Linked DNA regions of Homo sapiens: region 2 is linked to region 1. Evidence: read pairs that join two places in POLR2A ChIA-PET (ENCODE). Cell type or tissue: Panc1. All regions are shown on one strand. Each heading gives the region's core, and the rest is flanking DNA. Links, peaks and the distances in the headings are about the cores only.

What was found. Peaks named below come from ENCODE experiments on the same cell type or tissue, not always from the same donor. Only the 100,000 strongest peaks of a DNase experiment are listed, where the experiment ranks them.
Region 2: POLR2A ChIA-PET joins it to region 1 with 9 read pairs; 2 of 35 experiments call an interaction of 5 or more read pairs at or near these places.

The regions. Positions count from the first base shown.
Region 1 is chr12:76,133,119-76,137,521 of GRCh38, reverse strand. It overlaps the pseudogene RTN4IP1P1. Among named protein-coding and RNA genes, the nearest start is that of NAP1L1, 51 kb to the right of the region's middle. In Panc1, for the core only: no CTCF peak of the experiment used is centred there; no DNase peak of the experiment used is centred there.
Region 2 is chr12:75,912,286-75,916,688 of GRCh38, reverse strand. No RefSeq gene overlaps it. Among named protein-coding and RNA genes, the nearest start is that of PHLDA1-AS1, 120 kb to the left of the region's middle. In Panc1, for the core only: no CTCF peak of the experiment used is centred there; no DNase peak of the experiment used is centred there; H3K27ac peaks cover 3,759 bases.

The DNA of each region.
Region 1 (4,403 bases), core at 205-4,204:
TCCTTCTAATGGAAGGCCTTTGGACAACTTTGCTTCTCCAGAAGCAAACCACAGTACACGCATTTCTTCTAAGTACACAAGTCTTCAGAAATTCCATTGTAAACACTGGTTGAACTGCATGCTCAAATTCAAATACACTGGACTGGATCAAACTCTCACCCCTGAATTCAGTCAAATTCTGCCAAACACACGGGCTAGTTTCAAAATTGAGCATGCAAAATGGAGCATTTGAAAATGAAGTTAAACTAATGGACAAATCTGTCCTGGGAGCCCTCTGCGGAACAAGCAGACACCGCTCGCGATCCAATGCCAGAGAATCAAACGCTTGCCGACTACTGCCGCGACCTTGGCCCGGAATCTCCTTGCCTTCATGTAAACTTTCAAGTTGGCTTGTCATTTCAAAAATTGGTAAGATTTTGTTTGGAATTATATTGAATTTATACCGTAATTTGAAAGACTTAAAGTCTTTGCATAGTTTATTTGTCCATTCCAGAAACTTTTGTCTCTCTTAATTTACTCATGTCTTTTGTATCTTTGAAAACAGTTTTCTAGTTTTCCTTTCTTAATTTTTTAAAATTTATTTTTATTTTTTGTAGAGACAGGGTCTTGCTTTGTTGCCCAAGCTGGTCTTAAACTTCTAACCATAAGCAGTCCTCCTGTCTTGGCCTCCCAAAGTATTGAGATTACAGGCGTTAGCCACTGCACCCAGCCACTCTAGTTTTCTTAGTACAAGTGTACCCACTTATTGTTATCTCTATTCCTAAGTGTTTTATACTTTTCTGCTGTTGTAAATGAGACTTTTTGTATGTTATTTCCAAATTTATTATTTCTTTAATTTTTGTACATTGACCTTTTATTGAGACACCATATTAAACTCCCTTAACCTCTCTCTCTTTTGCTTTTTTTGATTAATTTTACCTGTAGACTTAGTGCTATAGTTTCAACTCTATACTCTCAAAGTCAGTTTTGTTTCTTCCTTCTTAATATTTCCCTTTTTCTGAGTTAATTAAATTGGGTAAAATTTCAAGTACAATTTTTCAATAATAGTGTTGTTAGAGGAAATATTTGATTTTCTTCTAATTTAAATAGGAATTCTTTGAATGATTTACATTATGCGTTGGACTTATTGAGTTTCAGCTTTCACCCTTTTCCAGGTTTATTTCTAATCTTAGTTTACTAAGATGTGGTCAATGTAATTGCTGCTGAATTTTATCAAGTGATTTTTTTTTACTGTCTATTGATATTATTATAAACTTTATTGATATGCTAATGTAGTGAATTACAATGATACATTTTTTGAGTGATGAACTAATTCAATCAAACTCTAATTATAATGTTTTGTTATCTTAATACACTGCTGGATCAACTTTACAAATATTTTAATTAAGATACCTGTACATATGGTCATAGCTGAGATAGCTTAAATGTTTGATTGCTTATCTCTCTAGGTTTCTGGCTATCTGTCCATTTGGTTATTTGTCTGGATACTATACCTGGTCTGGTTTTGATATCAGAGTTATGTTTATTTCACAGAATGCATTAGAAATACTTTTTTTTTTTTTTTGGCCCAAGAAGGGTTTAAGTAGCATAAATATGGTCAATTTCTTGAAGGCCCAAAAGAAGTTTATTAAAGCTATATTGGTTTAGTGCCTTTTTTAGAGGTAGAGTTCTGTATTGTTTATCTATTGCTGTGTTAGAAATTATCCCAAAACTCAATGGCCTAAAACAACAATAACCATTCATTATCTCATTGATTCTGTGAGTCAGGAATTTGGGAGCAGCTCAGTTATGTGGTTCTGGCTTAAGGTTTCTCATGAGGTTGCACTTAGATGTTGGCTGGGTCCACAGTGATCACAAAGCTTTATTGGGGCTGATGGATCAAAATGTCTCACTAACATGACTGCCAAGTCAGTGCTGGCTATTGGCCAGGAACCTCTGTTCCTTTTCTCATGGGTCTCTCCAAAGGACTGCTTGAGTGTCCTCATAGCATGGTGCCTGGCTTCCCCTAGACTGCAGGGAAGCCATCTTTTGACTTCCCTGGGCCACACTGGAAGAAGGAGAATTGTCTTAGGCAACACATAAAATACACTAGCACTAACGATAACTGATGAGCTAAAAAAAAAAAAAAAAACTCTTAATTTTTTAAGAAAGTTTATGAATTTGTGTTGGCCATATTCAAAGCCATTCTGGGCCACATGCACCCATAGGCTGCAGGTTGAACAAGCTTGCCCTAGAGTAAGCAGTTAAAAAGAGCATGATAAAAGACACAATGTCTTTTAATGACCTATTCTTGGAAGTCACACACTGTCACTTTTTTTCTTATTCTATTGGTCACTGGGCCATCTCTGATTTAGCCCTGATTCAGAGAGGGCCTGATAGTAGGAGGCAAAAGTTTATTTGAGAACGTCTTGTAGGCTGGCCCCCGTAAGTGCTGAGTGCCTTTTCAATTATTTAATGATTATTGCTCTAGTCAGATTCTAGCTCTTCTTAAATCAATTTGGTATTTTATAGTCTTCAGGAAATTTACTCTATCATATAGTTAAATGTTCTATAAGTTTTTAGTGGAAAGTTTTTGTTTCTCCAAGGTTACAAAAAAATTATGTCCTCAGATCTTCTAGAATTTTTGTGGTTGTATAGTAATAAAATTTTTTGTCAAATAATTTAGATATTTGTCTGGGCAGGGTGGCTCACACCTGTAGTCCCAACACTTTGGGAGGCCAAAGTGGAAGGATAGCTTGAGGCCAGGAGTTTGAGACCAGCCTGGACTACGGAGCAAGACTCCATCTCTACAAAAAATTTAAAAAATTAGCTGGGTGTGGTGGCACATGCCTGTAGTCCCAGCTACTCCAGAGGCTGAGGCTGGAGGATCACTAGAGCCCAGGAGTTCAAGGCTGAAGTGAGCCATGATCACCACTGCACTCCAGCCTGGGTGACAGAGTGAGACCTTGTCTCAGAACAACAACCACAAACTAAACTAAATTTCAGGCTATGAAGGGGAAGAGAAGTTGGACATGCCTCATTATACCCCCTTTTCTTTCGGAGTTTGGGCTTAACTGACCAGCATTACTGTTAAAATACAGAGCATAAGTCTGATAAAACAGATGCTTTGGCAATAAAATAGCAAATTCCAACCCAACTCTGATATACCATCACATAACAGATAGCAGATCCTGAAGGCAATAAAAATATTTTACCCCAAAATATATTTTCTTAACATATTTTGCAATGGCCCTGAAAACCTGTCTTTCATGAGGAAGTTTGTGTCTGTAAAGAATCTCCTTCTGTTTTTAGGTCTTTCCCAGATCTAGGAGAGATTAAATGAGAATCTGACACTGTTATGTTCTGAAAAGAGATATGTACCATCTATTCTCTCTAAGGCAGCTACCTGGAGGCTCCATCTACAAAACAAGAACCTTGGCTTCCACAACCCACCTTGTCTTCACTCAAGCATTCCCCACTCCCCAGTGTCTAAAACCAAACTGTAACCTGAGCCATGGTCATTCATATTGGCTCAGAATAAACTTCTTTAAATATTTTATGAAGTTTGGCTTTATGGTCAACATTTCTTTTATTGAAAGTTTCTTTGTTTTATTATCTAGGATCATTGTTGAATTTTGTCACATTCCTTTTTAGCATCCATGGAGATGATCATTTGATAGACAATAAATATTATTAGATTTTTCTAGAGTTGAGCCATCCATATATTCATAGGAGAAAAAAACCTTCATAGTCATAAATTGCCGTTGGATTCTGCTTATTAATAATTTATTTAGTATTGATATTAATTGAAAGACTAGTCTATGGCTTTGTATCTTTTTTTGTTTTTTTAAGACAGAGTCTCACACTGTTGTCCAGGATGGAGTGGAGTGGCATGATCATAGCTCATGGCAACCTCCAACTCCTGGACTCATGTAAGCATCCTGCCTCAGCCTTCCAAGTAGCTGGGATTACAGGCACACATAACTGTGCCTAGCTAATTAAAACAATTTTTTTGTAAAGACAAGGTCTGCCTAGATTGCCCGGGCTGGTTTTTAACTCCTGGGCTGAAGTGATCCTCCCACCTCGGCCTCTCAAAGTGCTGGTATTACAGTCATGAACCACCACACCTGGCCTTAGCTTTTGTAAATTTTGTAGTCTTTGTCCATTATGTATTTTATATTCCCTTCATAAAAATAATTAGGAAGCTTTTCTTCTTTTTTTAGGCTCCAGAAGAGTTTAAATATAACTAGAATTATCTGCATTTTAAAGATTTGGTAGAATTCCCCTGTGCAATAATGTGGTTTTGATACTTTTCTTGGGAAGAAGAGAGGAGCAACTGTTAACTATTTCCATATTGGACTTTCTTATGTAATCTAATGAGTATGGCATGGTGTAAAAGAAAAAGAAAAAGGTGGGGCGTGGGG
Region 2 (4,403 bases), core at 97-4,096, 220 kb after region 1:
CGCACCACCGTACTCCAGCCTGCGTGACAGAATGAAGACTCCATCTTGGAAAAAAAAATAAATTTGGCTTGGTGCGGTGGCTCATGCCTGTAATCCCAGCACTTTGGGAGGCCGAGGCAGGTGGATCACGAGGTCAGGAGATCGAGACCATCCTGGCTAACACGGTGAAACCCCGTCTCTACTAAAAAATAGAAAAAATTAGCCGGGCGTGGTGGCGGGCGCCTGTAGTCCCAGCTACTCAGGAGGCTGAGGCAGGAGAATGGTGTGAACCTGAGAGGCAGAGTTTGCAGTGAGCCGTGATCGCGCCACTGCACTCCAGCCTGGGCGACAGAGCAAGACTCTGTCTCAAAAACAAACAAACAAATAAATAAATAAATAAATTTTACTATATACTTTGTGATATACTGGCAACCTCTTTAATATCTAGAGATGAAATATTATAAAATCAGGACTCATTTGTCCATTATATATACACTATATATGCAACAAAACAAAATGCACAAAACACACAGAAAAAATGGTGCCTGAAACTACTGAACATACTAGCACATTACTCTTTGCAGTTCCTTCCTTCCCACCTCTTCTAAACCTTTGAACAGGTGTAGTACCATATTGCTCACAGAGGTGGTTTAACAATTCCATTTCCAAAAGACAATCTTTCCTATGAATTTTAGCAAAAAGGTATCTACAAAGTGATATTTTACTACCTCTACATTTAATAGATGTTGGGCACTTCTAAACATCTAGGTAGACTAGATGTTTTAGATAAGGAGTTAATTTGTCCTCTATATACACAGCAGTCTTCAATAAACTGCACACATATAACAATAGTTATAATTTGAAAGAGCCTTCGAATATGAACATTCTGGCCTAGAACCTTCCTATCTCCTTCAACCCAGTGGGTTATAATGCTCGGATTTTCAGAAGAGAATCTTTCCCAGGAATTTTAAAACAAAATATACAAAATATATTAGTTTACTAATTGTAATTTTGTCACACACTGACAACCTCTTTAACATCTGGAAAGACTGGGTGTTGTAAATTAGGACTCATTTGTCCTTTGTATACATTATATACACAGATAAATAAAACAAACGCACAGACATAAGGGATGATGGTTAATCTTGCCTCACTAAAAAGCACAATGGCACAGAGCTCTTCACTCTTTCTTCTCCTCCCTCCTCCCTTGAACCAGTGCCCAAACACAATGTATATTACTTAAGAGGTGGTTTGGTCATTCCCTGCCCTGCCCCCACCCCCACTCCCCCAACCCTGCCACCCCAAACCGACATATCATATGAATTTTAACAAAAGGATATTTACGGAATGTTAAATATACTTTATTGGTCAGTGTAATCCATATGTTACTTTGTTTTCATATACACCCTGGGGCAATTAGTTAGCATTTGAAATACAATGTGGGTGGTTTGCACTTGAAAACATTTTTTATTACAAAAATATTGCTAATTTTGAATGTGTGATAATGATTTTAAGATGTGGTTATATTATATTTTAGAGCTTCATACTAATGCATCTGTGGATGATATGATGTGATGTTTGGATTTGCTTCAAAATAAGTCATTGTTTGGGTTGGGTATGAGGGGAGAGGAAGACTAGCTGGATAGAGATGAACAAGATTGGTCTGGGATTGATAATTGTCAAAGGTGGGTGATGGGTTAAGGGCGGTTATTACTGTAGTCTCTAGTTTAGAATATATTTGAGATTTCCATAATTAAACCTATTTTTAAATCATAAAACAATAAAAATAAGTGTATGAAAGAACCTACTTACTGCAAGCACTTTGTTTCTGATTAGCCCTGAAGGATATGGTAATTGGGGTAAAGGATATCAGAAATTATTTTCCTTTTGCTGAAACAACAGCTGTTCATAAAATGTGAATTGGTAGAATATTGTACAGGCATCTCCAATATCACAGGAATAGGATTTAAGAATCTGGCAAAGGTAGTAGACTCCCTTTTGAACTGGTGTTCTAGACCTAGGGTATACTGGGTCTCTTGTCAGGTGCTTAATAGAGGATTTTATCTTGATTCTAACCAGAGGGGAGCTGTACCTGCCTGCTACCAGAATACTGTCTATATTAAGCTGTTTTTGCATTGCTATAAAGAAATACCTGAGATGGGGTAATTTATAAAGAAAAGAGGTTTAATTGCTCACAGTTCTGCAGGCCGTTCAGAAATCATGGCAGCATCTGCTTTTGGAGAGGCCTCAGGTAGCTTTTACTTGTGGTGAAAGGCAAAGTGTGAGCCAGCATCTTATATGGAAAGAATAGGAGAAGATGGGGGGGGTGGGTGGGGATAGTGCTACACATTTTCTAAACAACCAGATCTCATGAGAACTCACTCTGTATAAAGAACCAAGGGGGGATGATTCTCATTCATGAGAACTTTGCCCCATGATCCAACCACCTCCCACCAGGCCCCACCTCCAGCACTGGGAATTACATTTCAATATGATATTTGGGTGGGGCACCCATCCAAACCATATCACTGTCCCATATGCTGCTAGTGAAATTTGCAGGCAACAGTCTTTTCAGAGGCCACAATCGTCAGTGCACTGAGAAGTGCACTGAAGTGTATTGAGTTGAAGAACAAACTCCATGACTCTTGCACCTGCTTGAAAATGAATGTTTGTGTGCTTGCCAGATTTGCTCATATGGCCTATCAGAGAGGTTAATGGAAAGGAGAACGCTAGGCCTCACTACAGACACAGGGAGTTTTAAATAGCCCTTAACTACAGACACAGGGAGTTTTAAATAGCTACTTTGGCTTGGGCTGGGCTCAGAGCGGACACTGGGTGCATCCTCCCACTTCTGTGTTAGGCACAGCATGTCTGCCACAAAGTGAGGGCTCGGGAATACCTGGACAACAGCAGCCCCTCAGGAGTGGTGTCTGTGTAAGCCCAGGGGCAGCACCCTGCTGCAGCCTTCCGCAGTCACCTCTGCTTAGGCCTCCCACAAGTGGGAGGGAGTGGAAGGAAAAAGGAGTGGGCACATTGACAGCATTTTTGATAACACCTGATACTGCCTAGTGACTCACAGAACAATCTGAAGGAAATAGCAATTCTGGAAAGGGGTCCTGAAGTGTGTGGGTAGAAACAAGAGTGAATGAATTGGTGCAATTACTCTTGATCTGACTCCCATGTGTACCCTTAGCTTTATAAGGCTTTGGCAAACTTGTGTTACACAGATTAATATGAGTTTCTTTTCTTTTTTTTTTTTGAGACGGAGTCTCATTTTGTCGCCCAGGCTGGAGTTCAGTGGTGCAATCTTGGTTCACTGCAACCTCTGACTCCTGGGTTCAAGTGATTCTCCTGCCTCCGCCTCCCGAGGAGCTGAGACTACAAGCATGTGCCACCAGGCCTGGCTAATTTTTGCATTTTTAGTAAAGATGGGGTTTCACCATATTGGCCAGGCTGGTCTCGAACTCCTAAGCTCAAATGATCTACCTGCCTTGGCTTCCCAAAGTGCTGGGATTACAGGCATGAGCTACCATGCCTGGCCGAGATGAGTTTCTTATTCATCTGTACATTGTCACTAATTTAAAAAATGTGCGTATGTATTTTATGTAAAGTCATGTATGGCTGAATGATGGGGATACATTCTGAGAAATGCGTCCTTAGGCGATTTTGTGATTGCCAAACATCATAGAGTACACTTTCACAAACCTACAAGGTATAATCTACTACACACTTAGGCTTTATGGTATAGCCTATCACTCCTAGGCTACCAAGCTGTACAGCCTGTGACTATGCTGAATACTGTAGGCAGTTGTAACACAATGGTATTCGTGCATTTAAACATATCAAAACATAAAAAGCATACCTAAAAAGTAAAAATACAGTACAAAAGATAAAAAATGCTATACCTTAGCTGGGCATGGTGGCTCATGCCTGTAATCCCAGCATTTGGGGAGACTGAGGCAGGTGGATCACGAGGTCAGGAGTTCAAGACCAGCCTGGGCAAGATGGTGAAACCCCGTCTCTACTAAAACTACAAAAATTAGCCAGGCGAGGTGACGGGTACCTGTAATCCCAGCTACTCGGGGGGCTGAGGCAGAGAATTGCTTGAAACCGGGAGGCAGAGGTTGCAGTGAGCCGAGATCACGTCATTGCACTCCAGCCTGGGTGACAGAAAGAGACTCCATCTCAAAAAAAAAAAAAAAAAAAAAAAAAAAAGCTACACCTGTATAGGACATGTACTATGAATAAAGCTTGCAGGACTGGAAGTTTCTCTAGGTGAGTTAGTGAGTGGTGAGTGAATGAGTGAATGTGAAAGCCTAGGACATTACTGTACACTACTGTAGATTTTGTAAACACTGTACGCTTAGGCTACACTAAATTTATACAAATATTTTCTTTCTTTAATAATAATTAACCTTAGCTTA